Linked DNA regions of Homo sapiens: region 1 is linked to region 2. A link is a loop called in an ENCODE intact Hi-C map of the cell type or tissue named here. Cell type or tissue: PC-9. All regions are shown on one strand. Each heading gives the region's core, and the rest is flanking DNA. Links, peaks and the distances in the headings are about the cores only. Region 1 overlaps MAP3K19 (mitogen-activated protein kinase kinase kinase 19). Region 2 overlaps DARS1 (aspartyl-tRNA synthetase 1).

Region 1 (16,660 bases), core at 2,960-10,959, 920 kb before region 2:
GACATCCATCACCTCAAACATTTGTCATTTTCTTTGTGTTGGGGGCATTTCAATCTTCTAGCTAATTGGAAATACACAATATATTGTTGTTAACTATAGTCACCCTACTGTGTTATCAAACACTAGAACTTATTTCTTCTATCTGACTGTATGTTTGTACCCACCTCTCTTCATCGCCCACCCCCCAAGATCTCTTATGCAGTTCACAAAATGGAAGGAACATCTTTTGTTTTTGCCATCTAGTAATGATTCTCCAAACTTCCAGTAACATATTCAGCTGTTGAAGGAAGATATTTCTTTCCCATTGGACTTGAACCTGGGAGGATGAGAGGTTAGAAATGCAGTGGCCATTGAGTCACTATATGTGCCTGAGAAAAAGCCAGGCAAAGAGAGAGAGAGACCAGATCCTGATGACATTGTCTGATCCCTGAAGCCTCCTGGACCCAGAGCCAGACCTATTCCAGACCTTTCAGTCGGATAAAGCAGTAACTGTCCTTTCCCTCAGTGGTTGGATTTTCTGTTACTTCCAACTGAAAGAGTTCTAAGTAAAAGAGTGCTTGCCAGAGGAAGCAGGGAGGATGACTGGGGGAGTGGGAGGGGTGGAGGGAGGGACTGTGGGGGGGTGGGGAGTGCTGATTTCAAGTTTCCAGTTTAACTTACTGTGCCGTAGGCTCCCTTTCCAAGAATCTCACCCTTGGTCCATAGGATAGGTTCTTCAGACTTTAAACTATTTTCAGAAAATATCTTCTTTTCATTTGAGATGAGAAATTTCTCCTCCCTGTCATATATCCTGAGCCCACTACTATGCCTCTGGAAGAATGAGACAAAAGGAAAGATGACCATTAAACCAAGTCACTGGGATGGAGAGAAAGGGGTGAGAGTAAAGTCTTCTTTTCAAATGTTCCTGTCTGTGGCCACTCTTACAGGTAACTTCTAGAGACACATCATTCCCCCAAATGACCACATAGTGTATCTTAGTTGTGAACTTCAGCCTTGTTAATTATACACATTTTAAAACCACATCTTGCTCTGCATATTTTATAGGAGGAGATCTTAGTCCTGTTCATCTCAGGCCCCACATAGGCCTGCAGCTACTAACCACTGTCTTTTGAGAATTATCTTTCACAAGGTCCCTATCATGACAGAATATGTTAGTGTGTGCCATCTCCTCAGCCCCCTAACCTCAACTCTCTCCTCAAAATTCCCATTATCGTGGTCAGCTTGCTCCTAAACACAGACAAGTTCAGAAAGAGAAACATACACAGAGCTGGACACACACATAGAGACACACAAACTCATACACACATATTCACATATGTGTTCACACAAATGTACACACACATAAACATAAATATATATCATGCACACATATATATCATATATATACATACACATATGTACTGAGAGATAATATACAAACCAACAATGGCCAGATCATATATAAAAATAGAACTCTGACCTACAATGTGCAGCAACCAACCCAGGAAATCAACCCATTATCTACAGTAACCAAAACAGGAAGCCAGTTTACCATCCACAAGCCAGACTTGCAGTAAGTCAGACTAGTATCTCTAGCAAACAGTCCAGGAAGCTATGGGATAATTATTTACCTTGTATGTTCTTCTGACCAATAATTATTTAAAATAATTATTCCTGGCTGGGCGCCGTGGCTCACGCCTGTAATCCCAGCACTTTGGGAGGCCGAGGAAGGTGGATCGCGAGGTCAGGAGTTCCAAGACCAGCCTGGCCAAGATGGTGAAATCCCGTCTCTACTAAAAATACAAAAATTATCCAGGCGTGGTGGTGAGTGCCTGTAATCCCAGCTACTTGGGAGGCTGAGGCAGGAGAATCGCTTTAACCCAGGAGGTGGAGTTTGCAGCAAGCCGAGATCGCAGCACTGCGCTCCAGCCTGGGCAATAGAGCAAGACTCCATCTCAAAAAAAAATTATTCCTGATCCTGATATAGTGTGGATATAGTGCAGTATGACCTGAGTTAGTGTTCAATAAATAATATTTCAGTTTACCTACTGTTTCTGTCTTTAAAATTTCAGTTTGGGAGGCTTGTGTACTTTAGTGAAAACGATAACAAAGAAAACCCGACTATGTGTTGATCTTCTTCCCCACTCCATGCCAACTCTCATGCCAAACAAAATTTTTAAAAATCTTATTTCAGGATTTTTGCTTACACTTCCATGAGAGCAATGGCCGAGTCTTGTACAGCACTATGCTCCTAGTTCTTGGCCCACTGCCAGAAGCACAGTAGGCATCAATAATAATTTTGCATTAAAGTAGTGAATCATCTGAGAGCAAATGCTCAGGTGTAGGGGCTCTGAGAAATGTACATTTCATGTCTTCCTATGAACAAAATGGTGAGCCACTTCTGGAGCCATGTTCATTTCTTTCTATCTCACATACCTAGAGCAATGTCTTGCCTATAATTATGTATCTGCTGATAGTTGGAAATGATATGCTGTTGATTGAAAATGTCATCATTGAATAAAATACTGACCTATTTGAATGGTTTTGCTAAATTAATTTAACCAAACTGATTTCATTGCAATGTCAAGCTAGCTAAATTCCAGAAGGGAGTCAATATAATGAAAACATCTTAGCCTGGGGGTCAGAGGACCTGATTTCCAACCTTGTGATCAAACAGTGAGACCTTGAAAAAACTATTTAATTGTTTAGGGTTTATAATTCCTCATTTGAAAATAAGGGGTTTGAACCAGATTGTCTCTGAGGTCCTTCCCACCCCAATGAATCTTGGATTCTAATTATACCAACCTGTATTTTGACTTTTGTTGTCTCTCTGCCCATTTCTTTTGGGGTACTTCCTCTCCATCTGAGGACAAGATTTAGGTTTTCAGGATCTGTTTCATTTGCCATTTTTTGGCAAGAGTTGTTATCTTTCTCATCAAGAGCTAATAATTCTGCAGCTAGACAACCTAATAGTTCATCTGTCAATTCTTCATTATTTACAGAGTCCATAATTTCTTGGGAAATTGAATTTGTGCCACTTAAGGTTTTTCCAAACATTTGATATGTGATTGACTTATTTGCTAAACTATCATGATCCAAATAATGTACCCAATATTGATATGTCTGGGAAGATGCACTTTCTTGTTTTGCTTGGAAAGAGAAATTTGTAAGTGTTTTAGAGTGATCTGAAACACTATCAAACTCTAGATCATTAGTTAAAATTCGGCTGGCATTTACTTTACTAAGAGATGCTGTATTCTGCTTTTCTTGCTGTACATACTTGTTAGAATTCTTCTCACTGGGCACTGCCCAGCTGTCTTCTGAAGGGATAAATGGGATCTGGTGATGTAGCTCTTCAAGTTCTTGCAGATCTCTGAGGCTTGTGGTGAGTATTTGATTGTTAGAAATGTCTCTATCACCAGTAGACTCTTCCATAGAAACTTCTTCAACAATGGATAAATCTGAGACAGGAGGGAATTCATTCTGTTTCATGGACTGCTCAGGTGTCTGAGCCAAGTTCATGGGATGAATTTCATCTTTGGAAGATAGAAACTCATTTCCTGAAGACTTTATCTGCCAGTCTGGTTCTGAAATACCATCACCATTTTCAATGTCATGTAGGTTGCTATGTACAGCCTTGGAACTCTTTTCTTTAGAAATTAAGACTTTGTGCTCTTGTTTAATGCCAAATGAAGTCTTTGGGCATTTCATATGTGTTTTTTTCTGAGAAAGTCTTGTTCTGATATTGCTCTTCCTCTCACTGTGTGAAGATCGACATTTATTGGTGATACGTCTGCCTGATGGAGCCGAACATATCTCACGGTAATACGTGTTTTCATCCCTTTCAGTCTCTCGCACATGACAATAAACAGGGGTCCCAAACATTTCATAGATTCCAGGTCCATTAGCAGTTGAATTGATTTCTTTGAACATATCACTATACTTAAGATCTAGGTAATTTAGTCTTGGCTCTGTCGGTTGAACAGAGAGAGGAACACATGACTTCTGTGTTCCTGGATTTTTACAGATGCAAGGAAATGATTGCTTTTTAGGTTTCTGAGTCCGGTGAGTTGATTGCTTCTTTGCTATCTGTGGCATTTTCTTTTGAAACCTGGGCAATTGCCAAGGCCTGGGGTCCACAAGTCCCAAAGCCGGGAAAATTTGTGTTTTTATGCTGGTTTTATGCATGGTAGGCTTAATGGGACCTTCAGTAGAAATCACAAAATTCTGAGGTGTCTTCTTACTTGTCTTGGTCTTTGAATCCAACTTACTCCTATGGGAATTCATCTTATGCTTGTCATTTTCTTGGTGTACAGGTATGTTGACACTATGGTTGTTATGAATGGTTCCCTTTCTTGTTTGGAGGCTTGGTTTGGCTATCACTGGTTCCTTGGGGCTTCCATCCACAGGGAAGGTGATGTGGATAAGAGGCACCATCCTACTCATTTCTGGTTTGGCTCTTTCTGCTATTGATATTTTTATGTTTGTCTCCATGCTGCTACAACCTTCTGGGAGTTTATCAATGGGGTCATCAAAGACTACACTGGATAAGCTTTTAAGTACAGTACACTCTTCTAAAATATTGTTTGGTTCCATTGCTTCATTTTTATGTAATGAAACTCTTTTTGAAGCAGCTTTATTATTTCTCATCTCTTCATCCTGGCTTGGAGTTATTTCTGAATGCTGGGTTTCTTGGAACTTGCTTGGAATGGTACATACTATTTCTGGATCTTGTTCATAGTTTTTGGCTACTGAACTCTCATTCTTTCTTGATGAAAGATATTGAGAGTTCTCTTCTTCAGGTTTTCGCGTTTTACTACCATGGCAGTCAATATCCTCTTCCCTAACTGCAGGAATATTGCCTTCCTTCAAATTCTCAAAAGACACCAAAGACTGCCCTTTTTCAAAGTGAGTGATTTCAATTTTGTTACATTCTTCTATTTCCTTGGATTTCCAGTTTTCCTCCTTCTCCAGGCATTGCCTGTGATGGTTAGTCTTAGGAAAAGAGCACATGTTTCTTGACCAAATGAAGCCATCAGAAGACCTGAGAGTCGGATCCATCAACGACTTAACTAGGGCTCCCGGAGGCTCGTTTGATGGGCTGAGCTCATCAGATTGACGAACAGACACTGAGAGCTTAGGCACAAAAGATGTGAGACTTGGAATGTTTCTTTCTTTTTCTTTTGGAAACTTGTGATTTTGGGGGATAGTAAGGACACCAGATCGCGTGGGCAAGAGTGACAGTGGTGGCAGAAGGAACTAAAAGGAAGACAGAAAAAGCTGTGAATGCAGAAACATATATAAATATCACGCTAACTCGTTTAAAGTAGTCTAAAGAGATTATAATATCCTCTTAAGGAAGGCTTTTAAAGTTCAAAGCTATCCTGGAAATCACAATTCTTTTTTTTCTTCTTGAGACAAGATCTCGCTCTGTCACCCAGGCTGGGGTGCAGTGGCATAATCACAGCTCATTGCAGCCTTGACTTCCTGGGCTCAAGCGATCCTCCCACCTCAGCCTCCCAAGTAGCTGGGACTGCAGGCATGTGCCACTATGCTCGGCTAATGTTTAAATTTTAGTAGAGACAAGGTCTCTCTATGTTGCCCAGGCTGGTCTCAAACTCCTGGCCTCAAGCAATCCTCCCACTTCTGCCTCCCAAAATGCTGGAATTACAGGCATGAGCCACTATGCCTGGAAAGATCACAATTTTTAAAATTAAAACCTCATTCCCAATATTTTTTTTAGAACCAATTTAAAACAACACGTTTTAAAACCAGGATTATTATAGATGTAAATATTCATGGTTATATATTTTTAAATGAAGGCCCTATAATGTAAATGGTAAAAATTTAAGATAAGAAGCATTTTATTTCTCTTCTTTTTTCTTTTTACTTTCCATAGAATTGATTTAAGATTTTTGAAATCCCACTGAAAACAGTTTAAAATTGCTGTTAAAATACCTCAAAAATTACCAGTTATTGACTAACTCAGAATTCATATCCGAAACACAACTACTCACCATCGTTTTGCTGAATTAGTTTGTGAATGAAATGTACAAAATTTCATTTTTGTGGATGACAGGCAAATGGATGGCTTTCCTTTCTCCTTTGCCCTCTAGTTTCAAACTAAGCTAGTTTTTCCTTTCTCCTTTGCCCTCCTCTAGTTTCAAACTAAGCTAGTTTTTATTATCATCCTGTAGAGGTCAGTGTAACCCAATGTATAATATTAAACTTTGCGGGCAGTAAGCTATAAACTCCTTAACTTTATGCTTCTTTTCATTGTGGTCTTTTCCTGTGTATACAGATTCAATACCTATTTATATCACAATATTTATAGGCATGGGTCATGGGTAGTAATTGAGAAATGTATGTTTAATTTTCATTCTATTGCCACCTGTGTGTAAGAAGGAAGGAAATGGAACCTGACTCTAGAAACTTAGGCATTAAAAGTAGATGAGATGTAGTGTAGACCCCAGTTTTACTGTCTAGATGATTTTCCTCATTTCTCAAAAATGACTTAGGACATAAAGGCAGATTCATCCAGTGCTTAACCATCTGCCTAGTAACAGCCATTACAATTTTTTAGGTCAATAAACTCCTTTTACAATGCTAAGCAGTACCTATGCATAAGTATTTCTCAAAGGCTCATAGGAAAAGAAGGGTCAGGTAGTTGAGAAACTAAGAATTGCAAATATCTTTCCAAAAACTTATAAATTAGACAGCTAGGAAAATCTTTCCACCACTGGGGGAAAGAAAAGAATTGCCTAATTTCTAAATAGGTTGAAAAAAGACAAATTAAAATATGTCTGGCCAGGTGTGGTGGCTCACACCTGTAATCCCAGCACTTTGGGAGGCCGAGGCAATCGGATCACTCAAGGTCAGGAGTTCAAGACCCACCTGACCAACATGGTGAAACCCCATCTCTACTAAAAATACAAAAATTAGCTGGGTGTGGTGGCAGGTGCCTGTAATCCCAGCTACTCAGGAGGCTGAGGCAGGAGAAACGCTTGAACCCAGGAGGTGGTGGTTGCAGTGAGCCGAGATTGTGCCAACTGCACTCCAGCCTGGGCAACAGAGTGAGACTCTGTCTCAAAAAAAAAAAAATGTCTAAGGGAGCTACTCAGCTCATTATGTAAAGAACAGAAACACTCCAGAAAAGCACTGCACATGGCAAGGCATAATTTTCCCAGGAACGATTTGCTACTCTAGGAACTATATGTGAGTTGTTGTTTTTCCAAGAAATACAGTTGACCCTTGAACAACAGGGCTTCAAACTACGCAAGTCCACCTATATGTGGATTTTCTTCCTCCTCTGCTACCTCTGTGACAGCACGACCAAGCCCTCCTGTTCCTCCTCGTCCTCAGCCTATTCAACATGAAGACAGTGAGGATGAAGACCTTTATGGTGATCCACTTCCACTTAATGAAGAGTAAATATATTTTCTCTTCCTTATGATTTTCTTTTTTTGTTTTTTTTTTTTGTTTGTTTGTTTGTTTTATTTTTGAGACGGAGTCTTGCTCTGTTGCCAGGCTGGAGTCCGGTGGCATGATGTCGGGTCACTGCAACCTCCACCTTCCAGGTTCAAGCAATTCTCCTGCCTCAGCCTCCCGAGTAGCTGGGACTACAGGCACCCGCCACCATGCCCAGCTAATGTTTTGTATTTTAGTAGAGACGGAGTTTCACCATGTTGGCCAGGATGGTTTCGATCTCTTATCCTCGTGAACCACCCGCCTTGGCCTCCCAAAGTGCTGGGATTAAGGCGTGAGCCACCACACCTGGCCCCTTATGATTTTCTTAATAACATTTTATTTTCTTGGCTTTATTGTAAGAATACAGCATATAATACATATAACACAAAATGTGTGTGTTAATCAACTGTTTATGTTATCTATAAGGCTCTGGTCAACAGTAGGCTACTGCAGCCATGTGCGGTGGCTAACATCTGTAACCCTAGCACTTTGGGAGGCTAAGGGGGAGTATTGCTTGAGGCCAGGAGTTCAAGACCAACGTGGCCAACATAGCGAGACCCTGTCTCTAAACAAAACAAAACAGAACACCCAGCACTTTGGGAGGCCGAGGCGGGCGGATCACGAGGTCAGGAGATCGAGACCATCCTGGCTAACATGGAGAAACCCCGTCTCTACTAAAAATACAAAAAATTAGCCGGGCGTGGTGGCGGGTGCGTGTAGTCCCAGCTACTCGGGAGGCTGAGGCAGGAGAATGGCGTGAACCCGGGAGGCGGAGCTTGCAGTGAGCCGAGATTGCACCACTGCACTCTAGCCTGGGTGACAGAGTGAGACTCTGTCTCAAAAAACAAAACAAAACAAAACAAAACAAAACAAAACAACCGGTAGGCTATTAGTAGCTAAGTTTTGGGGGAATCAAAGCTTATGTGTGGATTTTTGACTGTGTTGGGGACATCAGTGACCCTACCCCCTGCATTGTTGAAGGGTCAAGTGTAATTGCTGAGGATTTGGTTCTAAATTAGTGAATAGAGTTGTTTGGTTTTAATTCTCAAGTCAAAAATGCTAGCACTAATCTTACCTTGATGCTTCGGCCACTGTACTTCATATGAGAGGTCGAAAACTCTACAACAAGAAAAACAATAACTGGATATTCTTAGTAGTAGAAAGAAAACAGTCTCAAGCCAGAGTCTGGGGATGGAGTAATACAGATGCTAAGGGGTCTGAGGAAAAGTTGTAGAAATTGGAGGTTTCCCCTGTGGAATTCACACAGAGGTGGAATCATCACACAAAACTTCAGGCTGCTGCCACTAGCAGGGGTTGCTGTTTTATATTTATATCTCTATTCTGACAGAAAACCTGAGATCTCTGGACCAGAGAGCAGACCATTTATCACTCACAGAACATTGTAATGCCAGTTCCCCACAACCCAGTTCCTCACAGGGCAACGTGATGAGAGCCGGGTGTTGACCTGCACAGCTGGCAGAGCTGCATCACAGGAGGGAGCTCTGGAATGATGAGACTCAGGTGGTATATTGGGTGGTGGCACTTTAGCCCATCTTTCCCTCCAGAGAAGGAGAGAGCACTTTACTATGAATTGTAAGCAAATGCCTCCAGGAGAAAGATGACTCTATGTTTTATTACCCTAGAATATAAGCAAACAGCTTTTGGGAAAATCAGCCTCTAAATTTCTCTGGAGCAATACACTAACTTCGGAGGCGTTTCTGACATTCAGTCATCTTTTAACTTAGTTTCCTAGTGTTTTTTGCTTAGAAAGCCTGAACTGTGCAGAAATGTGAAAATATTCTTGTATAAGTGTCTCCCAACAGTTGTTTAAACTAGATCGACCATAAACTCTGAAAGGTGAGTGTGAGGAAGACTCACCTAGGGAACGAGATGGGACTTACTAGGTAGTATAAAACTTACAAGTTGTTCTCTTCTTACCAAAAAGTCAGAATGATCCCCAAAACCCCATGAACCACCACCACCACCACTTCTGCATAGTTTGGACTTTCTAAAGCTGAAGCCAAAAGCTCCAGTGTCTCCAGGGTCAAAACAGTTCACAGAAATGGATGATGTGGGACAGGAAGACACAGCAGTAAATCGAGATCATATGCCCAACTAAAGGGGCATCATTACCCAGCTCGCAGTGATGTTATCCAACCCAGATAGATAGTCCAGCCCTGCTACATCTTCCAAAAGAAGCCAGAGAGCTGCAGATTTTTTTTTTTTGAGACAGGGTCTCGCTCTGTCGCCCAGGCTGGAGTATAGTGGCATGATCTCAGCTCGCTGCAACCTCCACCTCCTGGGTTCAAGCAATTCTCCTGCCTCAGCCTCCCGAGAAGCTGGGATTACAGGCACCTGCCATCATGCCCGGCTAATTTTTTGTGTATTTTTTATTTTTTAGTAGACACGGGGTTTCACTATGTTGGCTAGGCTGGTCTCGAACACTTGACCTCGTGATCCACCGGCCTCGGCCTCCCAAAGTGCTGGGATTACAGGTGTGAGCCACCGCGCCCAACCCAAGCTGCAGGTTTTATGTGAAATCTCCTTCCCCCACCCTTGCTTATTTATTTAAAATTTTTATATTTTTAATTTTTTGTATAGACAGGGTCTTACTGTATTGCCCAGGCTGGTCTCAAACTCCTAGGCTCAAACAATCCTCCCTTCTTGGCTTCCCAAAGTTCTGGGATTCCAGGTGTGAGCCACTGGGCCTGGCCTCTCCTCCCTTGTTTTTCAATGTTGTGAGGGTCAAACAAATGTCTGTAGGTCCATTTCAGCCTCAGGCTGTCATTCTGAAGTTTCACACGGAGAGAAAAAGACTTCTAAGATTTAACACAGTAGAAAAGCCAATCCCAGGTGAAAAACAAGTCACCTAAGAAGAGGACCCCAACAGGCAACAGGAGGGGGCACAGGCATTCCCCTTGGACACAGCTGGCCATGGCACCTCCCCTTCATTCTTAATGCATTTACTCAACAATTATTTACTGAGTGCCTGCTGAGTGGCCAACACTGTCCCAGAAGATGGCAATTTATAGTTGTGGGCAGGAAAGACAGATCTTTGCTCTTTGCTCCCAGAGGTTGCATTCTAGAGGTTGAGGTTTTCTATTGAAAAGATGTTAGAAGTTAATCTAGAAATACAACTGAATATAATTTATAGTTGGGTACATAATGGATAGCATCCTGAATTTTTTAAAAAAACGCTTTCAAGTATTCTTATAAATATTTGAATATGTATTATCCAGTATTGGTCAGGAATTATGTGGGGTAAAGACTTTTGGTGGGAATGTAGAGGCAAGATCTTTCTGGTAGGTAATTTGGTAACATGTGTCAAAGCCTTTTAAAAATGTGTAGAGACCACTCTGAGCAACATAGCGAGACCCCATCTCTACAAAAAATGTTAAAAGTAGCCAGGTGTGGTGCCATGCACCTGTACTCCCAGCTACTCAGGAGGCTGTGGTGGAGGATCACTTAAGCCTGGAATATTGAGGCTGCAGCGAGCCATGTTTGCACCACTGCACTCCAGCATGGGCAACAGAGCGAGACCCTATCTCCAAAAAAGTAAATAAAATAAAATAAGTACAGAGTTCCAATTAAAAATGGCAGATTGAATGTACAAGCTTTTCTCCAATCCCTCCACAAATCACACTAAAATCACAGTAAAAGAATTAAAAAACATGTAAATAAGGACAAAAAATAAAAACACCCAAATGATAAAACAACAGATGAGCAATATCAACATTTTGGACAGAGAAAACTATATGGACGAATAATAACTGATTGAGTTGTCAGCTTTCTGTGTTCTGCCCAATGCTTGCAAGGGGACAGCCCAACCAGAAATAAGAATTTCAGAAAGGAATGGGAACTGAAGGTACCTCTGAAGACAGGGATGCAGGCAAGACTGAAACGAGAGGGTGCTCATAAGTCTGTGCTGGAATAAGTACTGGATTCCCTGCCCTGTCCCCTATGAGGAGTTACTCTTCTCCTTTCCTGGCAGTTGGCTGGAAGTTTACTCCCTGGAGGGCTTGAAACAAAGATGCTAAGGAGCTGGGTATGGCTGGGAGCAGAAATGGGGAGCTGGAGTGAAAATATGAGGACAAAGAAGAGTCTACACACTGAAATATGAACCCCATTCAGTGCCAAGAATGTTGCCTCCAGTCTCATAACCTACAGGCAGGTGTTTGGATTATCTCTCTGGGGAAAACTAGCTGAGAGAAAAGGTCCATTGATCTATACAAGCTGACACTTGGGAATCCCTCTATCAATCGTCCAGTTCTCCACCTATTCAGCTCCTTTGAGGCCCATTCAACAAGCTCACTCAAACATACAGAACTTTTTAGTGAAACTCTTTTAGATACAAATTCAACTGATATGTGAGGATATGTGATTCAACTGATATGTGAGGAAATGCTCCAATATGAACATACAGAGAACAGATCAAACTGAAAGAAAGAAAAGAGCTCAGAAGAATTAGAGACAACAAACAACTCTATCTTTCATATTCTCCGTGTACCCTTTCTCAAGAAGCTGCTGGGAAATATGCCCTAGTAAAAGAGGATTAAGTAAAGCAAGGAAGCCAGGCAAGGTGGCTCAAGCCTGTAATCCCAACACTTTGGGAAGCTGAGGTGGGTAAATCACTTGAGCCCAAGAGTTCAAGACCAGCCTGGGCAATATAGTAAGACCCCATCGCTACCAAAGAAATTTTTTTAAAGTAGCTAGGCCTGGTGGTGCATGCCTGTAGTCCCAGCTACTCAGGAGGCTGAAGAGGGAGAATGGCTTCAGCCCAGAAGACGGAGGCTGCAGGGAGCTGAGATCGCGCCATTGCACTCCAAGCATGGGTGACAGAGTCAGACTCTGTCTCAAAAAAAAAAAAAAAAAGTAAGGAAAGGAAGATTAAGCCACATATCCAGTACACAAGGATTCAACACAGCAAGGAGGCAAGGGAATTCCCAGGATGACACGAAGGGAATCTCAGATGGGCGGCTGGGCAGTGGATCCAGAGAGCAGGTGGTGTGGAGTAAAATTAGAGGCCAGGAGGGTCCAGGAGCAATGTCTCCAAAAACAAAAGGAACCAACAGATTGCCTGATATCTAATCACCTGTATTGAGATTTGTTTTATAGGTGCAATACACAGGATGGGATGAATTAGTAACAGATATACAAAAAGTAAGCAAATGAAGAAATGAAGTGGTTATTACTAATGCTGAGATAAATACAATGTCTAAAAGGAGAGGAAATGTAATCAACACACTATGGAGCTCAGCTGCAAATAATATTTTACCTAGTCATAATAACAGAGACATTGAATATTGATTTTAAAAAAATAGACACAAAGATTGGGAAAATTGGGCATTGCTTGTGTGTGAGGCAAGTAATGTAAAAGTAATAAATCTTAATAGATGAAGCCCAAACTGAACAATTAATAAATACCATTCTAAACATGATATTTAGCAATATGAAAGTACACACTAGAAGAAAGTCTTGTACTAGCTGTACTTTTTTTTTTAAGAGATGAGGTCTGTCACCCAGGCTGGAGTGCAATGGACTAATCATCATCCACTGCAGCCTTGGCCTCCTGGAATCAAGCAATCCTCCCACCTCAGCCTCCCGAGTAGCTGAGCCTATAGGTGTGCACCACCACAGCCACCTAATTTTTAAAATTTATTTTTATATATGTACTTTTTTTAGAGGTGGAGTCTGCCTATGTTGCCCAGGCTGGTCTCAAACTCCTGGCCTCAAGCAGTGCTCCTGCCTCAGCCTCCCAAAGTGCTGGGGTTACAGGCGTGTGCCTGTGCACAGCTAGTACTTCTTATTTCTTTTTTTTTTTTTTTTTTTTTGAGACTTCAAGTGATCCGCCCATCTTGGCCTCCCAAAGTGCTGCCCTGGACCTGATTATTGTTATTATTAATTAAAAGTGCATTTGTAATGGCTATGTGCCAGGTATGATGCCAAATGCTTGGAGGTTGAATTATTCTTGCTTTTGTAATCCGGCGAAGATGAACACGTAAACAAATAGTGACAATTATGCTTGATTAGTGCTATGTTGTAGGTAAGGTCAGGATCCTATAGCGGAACAAAGAAAGGGCAACTCATCCAGTCTTGGGAAGTTCAGGAAGACTTCCCAGAGGAAGGGGTTTCTAAGACAAAACCTGAAGGATGGCATAATGCTCCAGCAGAAAGAACAGTAGGTGCAAATATTCACATGCATGTTTAGGGAATAGAGGGCATTTAGTGTGCTAAAGTTTATCATGCTGCGAAGGAAGAGTGGCAAGATATGAGGCTGAAAGAGGCTGTTGAAGCTGAACACGGTGGCTCATGCCTGTAATTCCAGCACTTTGGGAGGCCAAGATGGGAGGATCACTTTAGCCCAAGAGTTCAGTAACAGCCTGGGCAACATGGTGAAACCCCATCTGTACCAAAAAACAAACAAACAAACAAACAAAACTAGCCAGGCGTGGTGGCATGCACCTGTAGTCCCAGCTACCCAAGAGGCTGAGGTGGGAGGATCGCTTGAGCCCAGGAGGCAGAGGTTGCAGTGAGCCAAGATCACGCCACTGCACTCCAGCCTGGGCAACACAGCCGGAATGTGTCTCAAACAAACCAACAAACAAACAAACAAACAAAAAACAAAAAAACGCTATCAAGATTTGGGAACTAACTTTGTAAATTTCAAGGAACAAGAGTCTAGGTCCACTTCAAGTCCAGATTTCTTATGAACTATTTTACATATAGCCCATCAAAACACTGCTTCACCATTATGCCAAATGAAACAAGCCAGACACAGGACAAATATTGCATGATTCCATTTCTATAAAAGACCTAGAATAGTCAAATTCGTATTGAGACAGAAAATAGAATAGTGGTCACCAGAGGCTTTGGGAGAGTGGGAAATATAGAGTTATTGTTTAAGGGGCACAGAGTTTCAGTTTTGCAAGAAGAAAATGTTCTGGGGATGAATAGTTGTGATGGTTACACAACAATGTGAATGTACTTAAATGCCACTGAACTGTACACTTGAAAATGATTAAAATGGTCAATTTTATGTTACACACATTTTAGCATAATAAAACAAAAAAAAATTTAGGCCAGGCGCAGTGGCTCACACCTGTAATCCCAGCACTGTGGGAGGCCAAGGTGGGAGGATCACGAGGTCAAGAGATCGACACCATCCTGGCCAACATGGTGAAACCCCATCTCTACTAAAAATACAAAAATTAGCTGGGCGTGGTGGCATGCGCCTGTAGTCCCAGCTACTTGGGAGGCTGAGGCATGAGAATTGCTTGAACCCAGGAGGCAGAGGTTGCGGTGAGCTGAGATTGGGCCACTGTGCTCCAGCCTGGTGACAGAGCGAGACTCCGTCTCAAAAAAAAAAAAACTTTAAGCACTGCTTCATTTAAATTTCACTTAAAATGTACCCTTCTCTTAAAATCCCATAATAATTATTCTTTTTTTTCTTTTTTGGTAGGATGTGTCACAGCTCCACTGGCATGCAGTCTCCCTCATTGTGATAAATCAATGAATGTAACTTGTTGGATTATAAGGTTGTTCCTGGTGGTTTTGGCTGGTTGGTTGAGGACAGTGGTAAACAAGTAGCAAAGACAATATTGCCGCAGGGGGAAATGCTGGCATCAGTGCTGCTATCTAGCAAATGAGTCTTGGGCTCAATGTAGTTGGAAGTTGGCTCTTAGACTTGCACATTAACTTGGGGATCCAGGAATAAGGCTAACGTAGACTCAAGTCCATAATGACCCTGGGACCTGGTAGAAGTAAATTCAATACTTCTGGCCAAAAGCATCCACAGCGTGGGCCCCCAAGATTCCCACAGATAAACATCAACCAAATATGAGCTCACAATGAAGATTTTCAAACACTCAAGAAAAAAGTCAACCATAGTGCAAATCAGTAGGATATTGATACTGAAATTATCAAGTATAGTTTACAAAATAATGTCTGAAATGTTTAAAGAAATAAGCAATGAAATAATCTAAACAATAAGATATTCTCAAAATATTTGCCTTCTATTCCTTGAACAAATATATAAACATTTGCACATATAGTGCTCTTTCTGCTGGAACATTATGCCATCCTTCATTTTACTTGTTTACTAGTTTATTGTCTGTCTCGCACCCCCATGACCCCCAGGAATGTAAATTACACAAGGGCTGGGGTTATTTTCTGGTATGTTCACTGCTTTATCTCTAGCATTTAGAACAGTGCCTGGCACAATACATAAATATTTGTTGACCAAAAGGACTCACTGTGGAATTCAATGTTCAACTTACCTTCAGATTTTCTTTGCTGCTCCTTCAGAAAATGAGGAGCATCTTCTCTGGTTACAGACTTGGAAATGTTCAGTTCTAAACAAGATCTTGGTAGCAAAAAGCCCAAGTTCACATTGCAGAGCTCCCTGGAACTTTCCTCTTTTTGCAAAACTAAGGGCCGCATGGTCAGCTTCTTTTTCCTGAGCTCCACCGTTTCTATTTCATTTGGATGAGAAACTGCATGTGCTTGTGCCCATTCTTGAAGCGATGAGTTTATCAGACTAAAGGGGGAGGGAAATGTTTGATTTAAAACTCAGTTGCCACATCTTCTGGATCTCCAGTCCTCAGTTCAGCCTGACATCACTAGAAAGTTTGAAGAACTACTTCCAAATGGTGCTGCTGAAAGGAAAGGCTGAATCCTGAGAGGGTAAGACATCTCCACCTGCTGACTCCTCCTGGCCTCCTTAGCCCTCTGTACCATCGCTTGGATGGATTAGGTTTCAGCTCACTCTCGTTTTCCCAATCACCATTTCCTTGCACAGAGAAATCAGAGACCAAGGGCAGGCCTGGGGGATGTACCCTTTTATCTCCACAGGTACTGACTAGCCCAGTGTTTCTCAAACTATTTTTGATGAAGAACCAGCATTTAAATTTCCAGTCATTGTGAACTGATACTTTTGTAAAATATAAATGAATTGCCATAAAAATGGAAGAAAAATAAAAGACATGCAAAAAATAAGCCTCAATTTGTTTCACTACCCGATCAATGAACGTAAGTTATTTGCCAAATTGCTTTGCAACTTTTTTAATGGTCACCCTCGCAGCCTGTCCTGACCTCATCATGGACTAGTAACAGGACCACAGAACCACATTCTAAGTAGCTCTGCCCTGCAGTAGGGTCAGCAAACTACAGCCCGGGGACCAAATCCAGCCTTCAGCCTTTTTCTGTAGCTTTAATT
Region 2 (15,974 bases), core at 7,975-15,974:
AGGTAGTCCTTGCTTTGGGTGGTTCTGATATATATTATTTTCAGTTACCACTGTCAAGTTAAATTACATCAGTCCCTCAACATGGTTCAAATTTCAGTTACTGTGGTATATTAATTGTGAGTAATTGCATAAAATACACTGTCACCTCTTCAGGTCAGAAATTACTCCATAAATAACAGATGTGTGTCATAATCAGTGATCAGCTGTGTCATTTCTTTCAAAATCTATTGGTGATCAGTCACTGTACATGTTATTCAGTTCATGCACAGACAGCAAAGTGTGTAGTTGTGTTGCCTCCATGACTCTCACTGATGAATCCATGTGATATTTTTAAAAATAGATATTCAAAAGAGGGCATTAGTCAACAAAGATGACAGTGCAGCAAAGGAACAAAATATGTTAACTCCGGAAGTGAAATTTGCATCAAACATAAATGACATTGCAGAAGAAAGAGCTGACCATGGGAGTGTCGACACTGCCACCTTTGAGAAACTCCAGGTATATACCATAAATGAGGAAAGAGGTTGTGATGGAAAGGATGAAGATTTCCTAGAGGAAGTGACAATAGCAAAAAAACTTCACATTAAAATATTTTGAAGAGATTTCATGGTTTTGAAAGCACAACAGATAAAATATTGGAAGCTGATCTGAATGTAGGATGGAGTATGACGATTCACCAAAGCATAGAAGAAATGGTCACCCCAAGCTGGGTGCAGCAGTGCGTGCCTGTAGTTGCAGCTATTCGGGAGGCCGAGGGAGAAGGATTGGTTGAGCTCTGGAGTTCAAGACCAGCCTGAGCAACATAGGGAGACTCTGTCTCTTAAAAAAACAGTCATTCTATAGTGAAAGTTACACCACAAGAAGCGAAGCATTGTTCAAACTACTCTTCATAATTTTTTTTTACAAAGGCATAAACCATTTTAATTTTCAATGTTTCTAATGTTTTAAATTATAGTACACTAAATAAATATTAGTTTCACTATTTTTTCTTTTTTTCTTTTTTATTGAGACGGAGTCTCGCTCTGTCACCCAGGCTGGAGTGCAGTGGCATGATCTAGGCTCACTGCAAGCTCTGCTTCCCGGGTGCATACCATTCTCCTGCCTCAGCCTCCCAAGTAGCTGGGACTACAGGTGCCCACCACCACGCCCGGCTAATTTTTTTGTATTTTTTAGTAGAGACGGGGTTTCACCGTGTTAGCCAGGATGGTCTTGATCTCCTGACCTCGTGATCTGCCCGCCTTGGCCTCCCGAAGTGCTGGGATTACAGGCGTGAGCCACCGTGCCTGGCCACTATTTTTTTCATTTCTCTATATTCTTATAACCAACAGTAAGGGAATTTTTAACATTTGACAAAAATTTTTAAAGATCATAGGACAATCATATTTTACCCTTTGAATATTAACGTTGCTTTGCATGGTCATTTTTAGAGTCCCACATAATTATGCAAAGTGAGGACTTCTTGTACTGTGCTTTTCAATGGCTGATTAACATTCTACAATATGGATATAGCATTATTTAATCCTCTACTAATGGACATTTAGGTTGTTTGCATTTCTTTCTCTGGTATAAACAATGCTACAATAGATATCTTTAAACACATCTTGTTTTGTGCACCTGTATTCTTAGGATACGTTTTTTTTTTTTATTTTATTTTTTAAGAGATGGGGTCTCGCTGTGTCACTGAGACACTGAGGCTGGAATGCAGTGGTGCACTCATAGCTCACTGCAGCCTTTAATTTTAACTCCTGGGCTCAAGCGATCCTCTTGCCTCAGTCCTCCATAGTAGCTGGGATCACAGGTGCCAGACACCCCACCCAGTTAGGGCTAAATTCTAAGAGAGAGGCATTACTGGGTTAAAGGATATGCATATTCACATTTTGATACACACAGCTAAACTGCCTGCCTGAAATTATGTATGTTTATACTCCACCAACAGCACCTCAAAGCTCCCAATTCTCCACCCTGTGGTGAACAATAAGCATATTTTATTTTCATTGCCAGTTTGTCACCTCACTGTTGTTTCAATTCATGATCACCAGGGAAGCTGAATATTTTTAAAGAATAAGGTTTTAAAAAGGTATTTGAAGAGTTCCTAGCCGGGCGCAATGGCTCACGCCTGTAATCCCAGCATTTTGGGAAGCTGAGGTTTGCGGATCACTTAAGGTCAGGAGTTCGAGACCAGCCTGGCCAACATGGTGAAACCCCATCTCTATTAAAAATACAAAAATCAGTTGGGCGTGGTAGTGGGCACCTGTAATCCCAGCTACTCGGGAGGCTGAGGCAGGAGAATCGCTTGAACCTGGGAGGCGGAGGTTGCAGTGAGCCAAGATCCTGTCACTGCACTCCAGCCTGGGCAACCGAGTGAGACTCCACCTCAAAAAAAAAAAAAAAAAAAAAAAAAAGAGTTCCTTCAATATTACTGACATTGAAAGCAGAGAATTTTCTTGCTCTAGGAGTATGATATCTTTATCCATGAGAAATAGTGGCAGCTACCAGTTTAACATTCTGGGTAGCAATTATGAGTCTGCCAGCTCATTTTAATTAAGCTAATGCATAATGATTTGAAGAAAGACTATAGAGAAAAAGTGGTAAGATTTTGCAAAGTGTCTTAGCTCATTTTTAAGAAAGGCCTATGGGTCATATTTTCATCTCTCAACTAAATATATTCACACACACTATCAGACATAAATGTACATAATAAACTGTCAGATGTGCATGTAAAAATAAAACTTCTAGTATAAATACATTTTACGTTTGGTTTATTATTACCAGCTTTATCTCTGAACTCCCAAAACCAAGCAATCAATTTGTAATATCAGGCACATGCCATATACTCATCATTATGCTATGAATATGGGACTACAAAAAGTTTAAATGTGGTCAGGACACGGTGGCTCACACCTGTAATTCCAGCACTTTGAGAGGCTGAGGCAGGTAGATTGCTTGAGCTCAGGAGTTTGAGACCAGCCTGGGCAACATAGTGAAACTCCCTCTCTACAACAAATAAAAAATTAGCTGGGTGTGATAGCGTGTGCCTGTAGTCCTAGCTCCTTGGGAGCTGAGGTGGGAAGATCACTTGAGCCCAGGAGGTCGAGCTGCAGTGAGACATGATTGCCACTGCCCTCCAGCCTGGGTGACAGAGAGAGACCCTGTATGAAAAATAAAAAAAAAAAAGTTTAAAATGTGGTCCCTACCCGTAGCATTAACAACAATACCTGTTTAGTGAATATATTTTATATGTCAGGAGCTGTAGAAGAGTCTTCACTTATGGGTCTCATTTAATCCTCATGATCTTTCAAGGTAAGCATCGTTAACTCCACTCTACAGATGTGAATTCTGTGCTCAGAATTACACACCTAGTGTCAGGTCAGAATTTGAACCTGAAGTTTTCTGATTCCACGCTGCTACACCAAATTGTTTAAAACCTAGTAAAAGAGGCCGGGCACGGGGGCTCCACACCTGTAATCCCAGCACTTTGGAAGGCCAAGGCGGGTGGATCACTTGAGGTCAGGAGTTCGAGACCAGCCTGGCCAACATGGTGAAACCCCATCTCTACTAAAAACACAAAAATTAGCTGGGGATGGTGGTGCACACTTGTAATCCCAGCTACTCAGGTGGCTGAGGCGAGAGAATTGCTTGAACCCAGGAGGCAGAGGCTGCAGTAAGCCAAGATGGCACCACTGTACTCTAGCCTGAGCAACAGAGTGAGATGCTGTCTCAAAAAAGACCCCAAAAAACAAAACAAAACAAAAAAACCTAGTTAAAGAGACAAAGTAACAAATTTTAGAGAAAAATTAGGTGTGAAACCATGTGTGTGTGTGTGTGTGTGTGTGTGTGTTTTTCGAAATTACCGGTTCATATTTAATTACCACAAATCACAGGAGCACTGGACGTGGCTTTAGTGAGTGGGCCTCATTCAGTTCAGGCAGCTAAAGGGAGGGGGGGTGTCCTCCTAGTCCTCTCCCTGGAGCTAAATATGCACCTGGGAAAAAGTAGGCTCTGGAGCACAGAGGCTTGGGTTTGGTTTTTTTTTTGAGACAGAATCTTGCTCTTGTCGCCCAATCTGGAGTGCAATGGCATGATCTTGGCTCACTGCAACCTCTGCCTCCCAGGTTCAAGCTATTCTCCTGCCTCAGCCTCCTGAGTAGCTGGGATTACAGGTGCTTGCCACCATGCCTGGCTAATTTTTGTATTTTTAGTAGAGACGGGGTTTCGCCATGTTGGCCAGGCTGGTCTCAAACTCCTGATCCACCCACCTCAGCCTCCCAAAGTGCTGGGATTACAGGTGTGAGCCACTGCGCCCAGCCACTTAGAGGTGTTTTTTGGAGCAAAAAGAACTGAACTCCTAGCACCAGGCAAAACTGCAAAAAGAAAAACACCTGTGCCCAGGCACTAGCTACAAGGCTGCACCGGATAAGGAAAGCTTGGGTCCTGTAAGCTTCAGGACAGGGACTGCTCCTTGGTCAAGCTTTCCCTGGCACCTGGCACATAGGAAGTTGCTTGAGGAGCAAGTGTTCAACGAACCTGAGAGTGCTCAGGATGATTTCCAGATAATTGGGTTATCTGAGGGCCCACCCAGAAGCACTCAGCTGCCAACATGGGAAGGAGTGAGTGCCTCCAACCTCAGCTGAGCCCCATGTGGTGACTTCTTCCGGAGAGACAAGGGCATTAGCACGTCACACCCCTGTTTACAGGCCCCTCACCTGAGCCACTGCACCTTCTCTTTGATGAAGTGCTCGCCCAGCAGCGGGTCAGCTCCAAGTACAGGCTGTGCTGAGGAGGCAGGTAGTCCAAATACAGGCGGGGGTGTCTTCTTGGGAGTGGTCTTCTCCATCTGGGTGCCCTCGGGCCACTCATTGAAGGAGGTGATGGAGCTGATCTTGGGCGTCACCATCGCGGCCGCCTGCAAGGCCCTGTCATAGTCCTTGCCATTGACCCTCTTCTCCCTATTGTGGTCGTTCCAGGGCCGGATGCTAGTGTCTATGCAGCCAGGCCCCATGCTGGGAATGAACATGAGGTTGTTGGCATCATAAAAGTTCTTCACAGCTTTCCACTTCTGATGGGAGGAGCCCCAGGAGAATCCATTGGAGACAAAGTAGGTGGACATGCCTTCAAACCCTGCGGCCAGGACATCGTAGGTGTGGCCCTCTTCCACCAATAGTGCTATGAAGACCCCATAGTGGGGGCTGTTTGGTGTCAGGAGGTGGGTCCAGGCCTCAAGGGATGTCAGGTATGAGTCATAGATATAAAAGAGTGGGGTGCTCTTGCCCATGCTGTTCTTATACAGGGATAAAATGCACCATGGGAGCCATTCACGTCAATGATATACTTGATGTTGTCATGTACAGTGATGTCATCCTGACCTTGTGGGGTTGGATGTGGAAGTGGGGTTAGATGTGGATCCAGTCATCTGGATCTGCACTGATGGGTGGTGTCCAGAATGGCAGGCACCAGGTCATCTGAGGGTTCCCTGTGACCATCAGCCATGCCAGGTGTATACCAGGAAGGGACCAGGACATTGGGGTCCCAGGAGCCATAGGGCCCCAGCTCTGTGTAGAAGCTGGAGCCCAAGTCGTCTGGGGGGCTGTGGTGGCTGTAGGGGTAGCTGGCTGAGATCTTGGGGTCCGAGTGAATGCAGTGGCCCTCACGCTGAAGCTCTGGTACCACGAGTGGTAGAAGGTGTGCAGGTCCAAGTGGATGCGCAGGCTCTGCCCCGAGCCAGGAGTGGCTGCCCTCCCACCCACCTCCCACGGCGCTAAAACCACGTGGTTTTGATAGTAAGATGGTCACGTTTTTCACTGGTTTAATAACCTGCAATATAGTGAATGGACAGGTGAGTATTTGGAAGATCCTGAGCAGTTTTAGGAGAAGACTCATTCCTGTAAGTGTTGGGAGAGAGAAGCAGGCCTGGGGAAAGGAGGGTTGAAGGTTTGCCCGGGTCTGATAAGATAAAAGGACAACGTTTTACGGCTGAGCAAGGGGAAGAAATGGCAGATGTAGCCCATCTGGAGAGAGAGCATCAGGGGCTGGTGGTGTGGGTTCTGCTGTACTGATGAGGAAATCTAAGACACTGTGAAAGAAAAATACAATCTTGGGAACCCAAACTCGCTAAGCCAAAGGAAAAGTTAAACTTGGGAACTGAGTCACACACAAAAAACCTTTTTTTGTTCCCAGATGGCTGTAACTTCACATGCTTATTTTATCTTATGCAAAATACAGATTTACTGAGCTGAGACAAATGCATAATTGACTTTCCCCCTACTCCTTTATTTTCACATGTAAAATGCAGATTCACTGAGCCCTAATCAAAGCCTCACAAGAACGTATCCACTTGCCTCACTGCCTACCCTCCCTCCTTTTTTTACCTTCCCCTCCTGCTTGCTTTTTCCCCTTTAAATACTGAAGTTCCCCAAACCTTCTCTGTAGAAAGCATGGGTCACAGATCCAACTGTAACTTGTGTTTTGTTTCCCAGGCGCATCCTCAACCTTGGCAAAATAAACCTCTAATCAGCTGAGATCTGCCTCAGTCACTTTTTGATTTACAACACCATGTGGTGAACAAAGGACTACTTTGACTAGTGAGTTAGCCAATCATTTGTGCAGATGTTGACATTTGGCAGAAGGTGGAAAAATAAAACTGTTTGTATTAATCTGAGTCTACCCGACTTTTGAGAAACTGACGCAGCAGGTAGCAAATACAACTCAAAATCTAGAAAAACCCTCAAGTGCCAGCCAACTGAACTGAAACAGAAATTAGGAGAATGTTGTATTTTCTTTATGGTTAGACATTGCCAAAGGCAGTATCACTTAGAAGTCTCTAACCGTAGCCCAGAAACAAAAAACAACAACAAAACCCAGGCTATTTTAATGGTCTAAATACTTCCAGATCCTAATATATACAGTGAAGAAAAAAAGAAAAAAAAAAACTTCCAGGGATCACAGGAGCCTATGTTAAAAAACATATTCTTATCTAACCCATCTGTATAGTAATGTATTATATATACATTCACTTAAAAATATCAGTTAGGGCCAGGCACGATGGCTCACGCTTGTAATCCCAGCACTTTGGGAGGCTGAGGCGGGCAGATCACTTGAGGTCAGGAGTTTGAGACCAGCCTGGCCAACGTGGTGAAACCCCATCTATACTAAAAATACAAACAAAACAAAACAAAACAAAAAAAAACAACAACAGGCAAAAGACATGAACAGACGCTTCTCAAAAGAAGACACACAGCCAACAAGCATATGAAGAAATGCTCAATATCAATCATTAGAGAAATGCAAATAAAAACCACAGTGAGGTACCATCTCACACCAGTGAGGATAGCTATTATTAAGAAGCCAAAAAATAGCAGATGCTGGTGAGGTTGTGGAGAAAGGAAGTGTTTAAACACTGCTGGTGGGAATGTAAATTAGTTCAGCTACTATGGAAAGCAATTTGGAAATTTCTCAAAAAAACGTAAAACAGAACTACCCATTCAACCTAACAATCCCATTACTGGGTATATACCCAAGGAATATAATCATTCTACCCGAAAGACATATGCATGTATGTTCATCACAGCACTATTCACAATAGTAAAGACATGGAATCAACCTAAATGGCCATCAACAGTGGACTGGATAAAGAAAATGTGGTACACTTATAGCACGGAATACTATGTAACCATAGAAAAGAGTGAGATAATGTCCTTTGCAGCAACATGATGGAGCTGGAGGCCATTATCCTAAGCAAATTAATGCAGGAACAGAAAACCAAATACTGCATGTTCTTACTTACAAGTGGGTGCTAAACATTTAGTACACATGAACATAAGAAGGAGGAATAGACACCGGGGCCTACTTGAGGGTCAAGGGGGGGAGGAGGGTGAGGATTGAAAAACTACCTGTAATTTTCTTACAAACACCTACTCCAGAAAAAGAGACAAAAACAAAACAAAACAAAAAACTACCTATGTTTATTACCTGGGTGGTGAAATAATCTTTACTCCAAAACCTCCTCAACATGCAATTTACCCGTGTAGCAAACTGGCATATGTACCCCCTGAACCTAAAATAAAAGTTGGAAAAAACAAAATTCATGTTGAAACTTAATCCCCATTGTGGTGGTATTGAGGTGGGGCCTTTTGGGAAGTGATTAAGTCATGAGGCTGTGCCCTCACGAATGGATTATCCACCTTATTAAGGGGCTGGAGAGTAGTTTAGACCCTTTCTTGACCTTCTGTTCCTTCTGCCATGTGAGGATACAGCATTTATTCCCTCCAGAGGATGCAGCAACAAGGCACCATCTTCGAAGAAGGGACTGGGTCCCTCACCAGTCACTGCTGGCACCCTGATCTTGGACTTCTCAGCCTCCAGAACTATGAGAAATAAATTTCTGTTTTTTAAAATTACCCAATCTATGGTATTTTGTTATAGTAGTACAGACCAAGACAGTACACTTACATAATCCAGAAAATATACTCTTAGGTATCTATCCAAAAGAAATAGAAACATGTCTATATAAAGACTTGCAAATGATTGCTCACAGCAGCATTATTCATTATAGATTAAAAACTGGAAGCTACCTAGATATCCATTAACTGGTGAATGGATAAACAAATTATGGTATATCTATTCTACGGAATACTACTCAATAAAAAGAAACACATTATTAATATATGCAACAACATGGATCTCAAAAAATTATGCTTAATGGAAGAAGTTAAATACAAAAGACTGCATACTGTATTGTTCTGTTTATATGAAATTCTAGAAAAGGCAAAAACAGACCTTGAGTTGCTAGCAATGGGGACTGACTATAAAGATACACTATGAAACTTTCTGGGGCAGTGGAAATGTTCTGTAGCTTGAGTATGGTGAAGGTTAATTGACTCTATACAATTACCAAAATTCATAAAACTGTACACTTAAAATTAATTTTGTTGTGTATACCTGAACAAAATGAAAAAAATTTAAATAAAATTATCAAATTGAATTCAGTATATATACAAAATTTATTTTAAAAATGTTTATTTTTAGAGACAGGTTTTCACTGTGTCACCCAGGCTAGGGTATGGTGATACAATCATAGCTCACAGTACCTTGAATGCCTGAGCTCTAGTCATCCTCCTGCCTCAGCCTCCCAAGTAGTTAGGACTATAAGCATGTGCCGCCATACTGGCTAATTTTATTTTTTGTACAGATGAGGTCTTGCTATGTTGCCCATGCCCAGCTGCATACACAAAATAATATGTAGTGATCAAACAGTATTTATTCCAGAAAAACAGTATCAGGGATTTCTGTTATTATAGCCCACTGTATCCAAACAACATGAAAAAATCACAGCAAATACTGATAAAGTATTTGACAAATTCAAAATTTATTCATAATAGAAAATGAACTAATAAAATCTCCATTAACCTGATAAAAGACATTTATTAAAAATCTAAAGGCCAGGCGAAGTGATTCATGCCTGTATATCCCAGCATTTTGGGAGGCTGAGGCAGGTGGATCTCTTGAGTCCAGGAATTCGAGACCAGACTGAGCAACATACATTTTTTTGTCTCTACAAAAAAATACAAAAAATTAGCTGGGTGTGGTGACATGCACGTGTAGTCCCAGTTACTTGGGAGGCTGAGGTGGGAGGATTGCTTGAGCCTGGGTGGTCGAGACTGCAGTGAGCTGAGATTGCACCACTGCACTCTAGCCTGGGTAAGAGAGCAAGGCCCTGTCTCAAAAACAAAACAAAACAAAAAAAAAAACACACAACGAAAACAAAAACCACCTACAGAAATTATCACACTTAATCTCAAGACTTTAGTATTTAAATAAAAACAATACAAGCATGCCTCCATCACTGCTTTTATTCAACACTCTACTGAAGAACTAATCTAATGCAATCGGCAAATATAAGAATGAGACAGGAAGACTAAACTCTTATTTTGCCCCACACTATTCTGTGTTCTACACTTTTTAATTCCCATAATAGTCTCATGATGTAGGATTATGCAAATGAGGAAAGCTGAGGATAAGCAAGTTATCCAAGGTTATACATTAATGTAAGAGCAAAACCAGAATCTGAACCCAGGCAGTGTGGCTAACAGAATCCATACTTTTTACTGTTATGCTATCCCTTCTCACACCTCTCCATCTACCTTGAAAATACAAGATATTCAATACAAACTATTAGAAAGAGTAAGAGATCAAGAATACTGCTGCATAAAATGGCAACATATAAAAATTGATAACTGAGGCCAGGCGCGGTGGCTCACGTCTGTAATCCCAGCACTTTGGGAGGCCGAGGCGGGCGGATCACGAGGTCAGGAGATCGAGACCATCCTGGCTAACACGGTGAAACCCTGTCTCTACTAAAAATACAAAAAAATTAGCCATCTAAGAAAAAAAAATTGATAACTGATAGTGTTCTTTACCCTTGTAACAATTTAAAAATGTCACGGAAAAGATCCCAATCCTGCTACCAAGCAGAAGGGGCTCACTGCCCAATGCTCTAAGCCAATAAAATGACACTGGGTTTTTGAGAAAAGCTTTCTATTTCAAGTGACTTACAAGGAGACAGGAGTGCAGCTCAAATTGCTCTCTCTGTGCTGGTGTTAAGGCAGTGATTTTATCCTTCAGGGGGCGGATTCTGGGATTAGTAGGTGATTGGTGGAAGAGGTCTGGAAAGTTCTTCGGCATGTGTAGTTACCTCTTTATGGGTCCCATGTGCCAATTTGGAGGTAGTTAGTATAAAATATGTGGTGAAACTTTAGGCTGTAACATTAGCAAGCTTGCTGTGTAAACTCTAGTTAGCAATATTGCTTTTAACTGATTTTAGACAGTTTTGTTATAAGGGAGGGGAGTGTTAGTAAGTTGTTTTTTCTTATCTGTTTATCCTCCACACCCAAGAATTTGTTACTCAACTTTTTTTTTTTTTTTAACTCCTTGGGGCATGGTTTCATTCCCAATAGAAAAAACAAAACAAAACACTGTAAGGTGTTCTAACATAAACTGGAAAATTAAAAGCAGTTTTAATATGCTAATGTTAAGTAAAACTACAGTGAACAAAGTACTGTCTATATTATGATTGAATTCATGGGAAACATTTATTTCCGGGCTGAAGCCGAAAAAATACACAAGCTGGGCGTGGTGGCTCATGCCTGTAATCCCAGCACTCTAGGGGGCCAAGGCAGGTGGATTGCTTGAGCCCAGGAGTTCAAGACCAGCCTGGGCAACATGACAACTACTACATGTCTTTACTAAACATACAAAAGTTAGCTGGGTGTGGTGGTGTGCGCCTGCAGTCCCAGCTACCTTAGGAGGCTGAGGTAGACTGCTTGAGCCCAGGAGGTGGAGGATACAGTGAGTTGAGATCCTGCCCCTGCACTCCAGCCTGGGCAACAGGGTGAGATCTTTCAAATTTTGTTACACTGAATATTTTGTTTTCAAGAGTACTCATTAAATCCTGCCCACAAAAAAACACTAAGCTACCTCACCAGTTTCTCCCTTCATCACATGATTAGCAGATCCTTGGCAAGGCTGTTCTGACTCAGCTGAAATATCTTCAGATCTGCAAAGCACAAGGATATAGAGCTAAAATGGAAAGATATTTGCTTCCAGCATTAACAGTACTAAATTCTTTGATAATCTTGAGAATAAAATGCTGATAGGATAAATAATAACATCACACAAAAAGCAAAACACTTTTAAAGTATAAAATAAAAATGTTTTACTACAATTAAAAAAATCAATAAATGAAGAGATATACCATGTTCATCCACTGGAAGACTAAAGAGAGGGAAATTCCAAGTCTTTTCAAATTATTCTATAAATTTAAGGTAGTTCCAATGAAAATCTCAGGATTTACATATCAAATAAATCTGCAAAACAATATTAGACATTTATAGAAACATAAATATTTAGTGAAAATATAAAAACAAAAGAATAAAAGTTTGAATTCATATAATAGTTTCCTATAAGAGGGTACCTTAACTGCCCACAATTTCTTTTTTTTTTGATTTCTTTTCTCTTTAAAAAATAAAGTAAGGGCCAGGCACAGTGGCTCACACCTGTAATCCCAGCACTTTGGGATGCCCAGGCAGGCGGATCACCCCTGAGGTCAGGAGTTTGAGATCAGCCTGGCCAACATGGAGAAATCCCGTCTCTACTAAAAATACAAAAATTGGCTGGGCATGGTGGTGGGAGCCTGTAATCCCACCTACTTGGGAGGCTGAGGAGAATCGCTTGAACCGGGGAGGTGGAGGTTGCAGTGAGCTGAGATCATGCCACTGCACTCCAGCCTAGGCCACAGAGCAAGACTTGTCTCAAAAAAATAAATAAATAAGAGGTCAGGTGCAGCGGCTCACACCTGTAATCCCAGCACTTTAGGAGGTGAAGGCAGGTGGATCGCTTGAGGCCAGAAGTTCAAGACCAGACTGGGCAACATGGAGAAATCTTACCTCTACCAAAATACAAAAATTAGCCAGTCTCATAACCTGGTCTCAAAACAAATACATAAAAATAAAAAAAAATATTTGAAGCAAATATGATAAAGATTTGATAAGACTGGATAATAGGTACAAGTGTATTTTATCATGTTCTAATTTGGTCAGCATGTTTGAAAACCTTCACAATAAAAAAGATTACATCATTCTAAGACTTTACAAACTTTATTTTGAAACAAGCTATAATTACATGAAATTAAGAACAGCTCTAGGGCCAATATTATTGTACTATTTTAGGGTCTAGCAATTACACACTATAGAAGATGGATATTTTATTCTTGCTGTGGATTAAATTATGAAATACTTTTGGGGTGCCTTCTATATTTAAGGTATTCTGGTAGGATATGAAAGAAAAAAATAAGAACTGAATCTAAACTTTCAAAGACTGTACAATATAGATGGTAAACACCCCCTTTAACTTTCAAACATAATGGGCAGATGTTCGTGGTCCAGGGGTAACTTCCTAACTTTTTGACCCTCATATTTTTCTGCATGTAATTTTTTCTTCCTGTACAAAAATATGTTATGTTTTGTTCCTCCCCAATATTTGTGGTCATGTAAAATTAACATTAGCATCAACATTTGTAATAATCTAGAGGGAAAGTGTTTCTAACTAATTCTTACACAAAAATTTCTTTTTGACGGATAAGATGGGACTGGATTTTACTGACATTCACTAAGTATCAGTACCATTCCAGTTAAAAATCAAACAAAATTCTGCAATATATTTTAACCCATGTGAAATGAACTCTGTCAACCGACCCAAGCTGTCAACTTTAAGAGCTCTATCCCTACGCCCATCTAAACTAATATCCTGAAATGAATACATGTTGACAACATATTAGTCTTTATTTATATAAACTAGTTGTGTATTTTTTCTTTTACCAAATTATGAATGCCTAGCACCACTTACAAAATCAGTTGGCCACAAAGTTACACAAAAACTACAATTAGCTTTAAAATTTTATTGAAATTCAAGTTTAGAATTTAACAAATTAATACAATATTACACTGAATACTTTCTAACCAGTAGTTTAGCTTTACATAATTTCTAGGCATAACTTTTAAGAACTGATACTTTCTGGTTAATTTTCCATGATATGCCAATTATACATTCATTAAAATTTCAGATGCTACCTGAATTATTCTTATCTCAATGACAGAATTTAAAAAAATAAGTTCAAATACTGAAAATCTAAGACATTAACACTGGGGCCCTTGTAATATAGAAAAGAAGAAAAATTGTACAATCTTAACTGTTTAAAACTCTTAACGTTTACTGTAGTAACAGAATATGAATTTGTAACATAACCATATGAATTTCTCAAGTTATTTCCTACTGATGCATGTCTGAAGTTATAAAAATCTCTTTTAAACGAACCTATACTGAATTACTCCAAAAATAACAGTGATATTTTAGGGCCTTGCAAATTTATTCTAGTGCATATTTTAAGTACCTAAAGTACAGCCTGTGCACTAGCAGGTTACTGAAAAGAATAAGTGTGGCTTTCTTTTTTTTTTTTTTTTTTTGAGGCAGGGTCTCGCTCTGTCATCCACACTGGAGTTAAGTGGCAAAGTGTGAATTTAAGGAGTGAGTCGTTTGGGATCACGAGGGAACATGGAGGTCTGACGAACATTATGCAATCCCAGAAACAGCATAGTAACTCGTTCCAATCCTGGGGAAGACAAAAATAATCATTAATTCCTTTTTGAAAATCTCTCAGGGTCTTACTTAGAACTACAAACATAAATGTAATCGTTAAACTAAATACTTTTCCTTGTTAGGAAAGAAAATGACTCTTATTATTTTGGGTTTATTTAAAACTGTTTTGAGTATTGATTCAGAAATAAAGATGCTGCTATAAATGAAAAGGACTAAGTAATATATCCTTGAGTGGTATGGAGTCTAAAATGTGAACCACAAAAATCTATACGAATGAACAAAATCTATGATGTAACAATAAGAAAAACAAAACAAAAGACTTTATAAGCTTGAACGTTTCAAATGATACCACACTCTGATTATACAGTCCAGGCAATGAGGATGAGAGCCATAAACTTGCTTAAGCAATAATAGAAGTATGAGAAAATTTACTGTTAATTTTATAGACATTTAACATGGTGGACCCTACGATAAAAAGCTCTGGAGTACATTATTATACTAAGTGTTTTGACTGTAAAGAAGAAACTGATTTTTGGAAGGTGGTTAACAAGATTATGGTCTCTCCTTTCAATTGATTCTATGTAGAGATGTAAAAAGAATGAAAAAGCTCTTCAGGTATTGATAGGAAACAAGTTACAAGATACATTAAAGTATTTCTTCTCCATCCGGACTCATATTAAAAAAATGATACATTAAGTAAAAAATGCAAAGTACTAAATGGTTTATATATAATAGTATGCTACAATTTGTGTAAAAATATTTAAAGAAATGTGTGTGTCTTTTCGTATATGAAAAGGTATCTTTGCAAAGGTTAAGCTGAAAACTAGAAACAATGCTTTCCTGTAGGGAGGCGAATACGCACTATTCTTTTTCCTCCTCCAATTTAAAAAACAGCGTTAAAATACATAAAAAATCTACCATCTGAACCATTTTTAAGTGTCCAGTTTAGTAGTGCCAAATACACTCACAGCATTGTGCAATCATCACTGCCATTCATCTCTATAACTCTTAAAAAAAATCATGTTTATATCCAAAGGAATGGGACTGCGGGGTCAAATGGTATTTCTGGTTCTCAATCTGTGAGGAATCGCCATACTGTCTTCCACAATGGTTGAATTAATTTAAAATTCCCACCAACAGTGTAAAAGCATTCCTATTTCTCTGCAACCTTGTCAGCATCTGTTGTTTCTCGACTTTTTAACAATTGCCATTCTGACTGGCGTGAGATGGTATCTCATTGTGGTTTTGATTTGCATTTCTCTAATGATCAGTGATGTTGAGCTTTTCTTCATATATTTGTTGGCTCATAAATGTCTTCTTTTGAGAAGTGTCTGTTCATGTCCTTTGCCCACTTTTTAATGGGGTTGTTTGTTTTGCTTTTTTCTTGTAAATTTGTTTAAGTTCCTTGTGGATTCTGAGTAATAAAGATACATGCACGTGTATGTTCATTGCAGCACTATTCACAATAGCAAAGACATGGGATCAACCCAAATGCCCATCAATGATAGACTGGATAAAGTAAACGTAGTACATATATACCACGGAATACTATGCAGCCATAAAAAGGAGTGAGATCATGTCCTTTGCAGGGACATGGATGAAGCTGGAAGCCATTATCCTCAGCAAACTAATGCAGGAACAGAAAACCAAACACCACATGTTCTCACTTATAAGTGGGAGCTGAACAATGAGAACACATGGACACAGGGAGGGGAACAATACACACTGGGGCCTGTCGGGAGGGTGGGGTGGGGGACAGCATTAGGAAAAAGAGCAATGCATGCAGGGCTTCATACCTAGGTGATGGGTTGACAGATGCAGCAAGCCCC

Evidence for each region. Hi-C counts contacts between places; a loop is a spot of excess contacts. Peaks named below come from ENCODE experiments on the same cell type or tissue, not always from the same donor. Only the 100,000 strongest peaks of a DNase experiment are listed, where the experiment ranks them.
Region 1: a loop joins it to region 2, with 4 times the contacts of the local background. A loop is called at or near these places in 5 of 110 quality-filtered maps.

Annotation. Positions count from the first base shown.
Region 1 is chr2:134,983,016-134,999,675 of GRCh38, forward strand. MAP3K19 (mitogen-activated protein kinase kinase kinase 19) reads right to left here. Exons shown (of 13, transcript NM_025052.5): 8 at 15,723-15,982; 9 at 8,522-8,565; 10 at 2,785-5,238; 11 at 661-810. Among named protein-coding and RNA genes, the nearest start is that of MAP3K19, 56 kb to the right of the region's middle. In PC-9, for the core only: CTCF peaks have their summits at 6,172 (motif pointing right) and 6,371; no DNase peak of the experiment used is centred there; H3K27me3 peaks cover 2,428 bases.
Region 2 is chr2:135,893,250-135,909,223 of GRCh38, forward strand. DARS1 (aspartyl-tRNA synthetase 1) reads right to left here. Exons shown (of 16, transcript NM_001349.4): 16 at 12,632-14,158. The coding sequence ends at 14,067. It also overlaps the pseudogene MANEALP1. Among named protein-coding and RNA genes, the nearest start is that of MCM6, 25 kb to the left of the region's middle. RefSeq lists an enhancer at 5,648-6,147. In PC-9, for the core only: no CTCF peak of the experiment used is centred there; a DNase peak (open chromatin) is centred at 11,532; H3K27ac peaks cover 1,114 bases.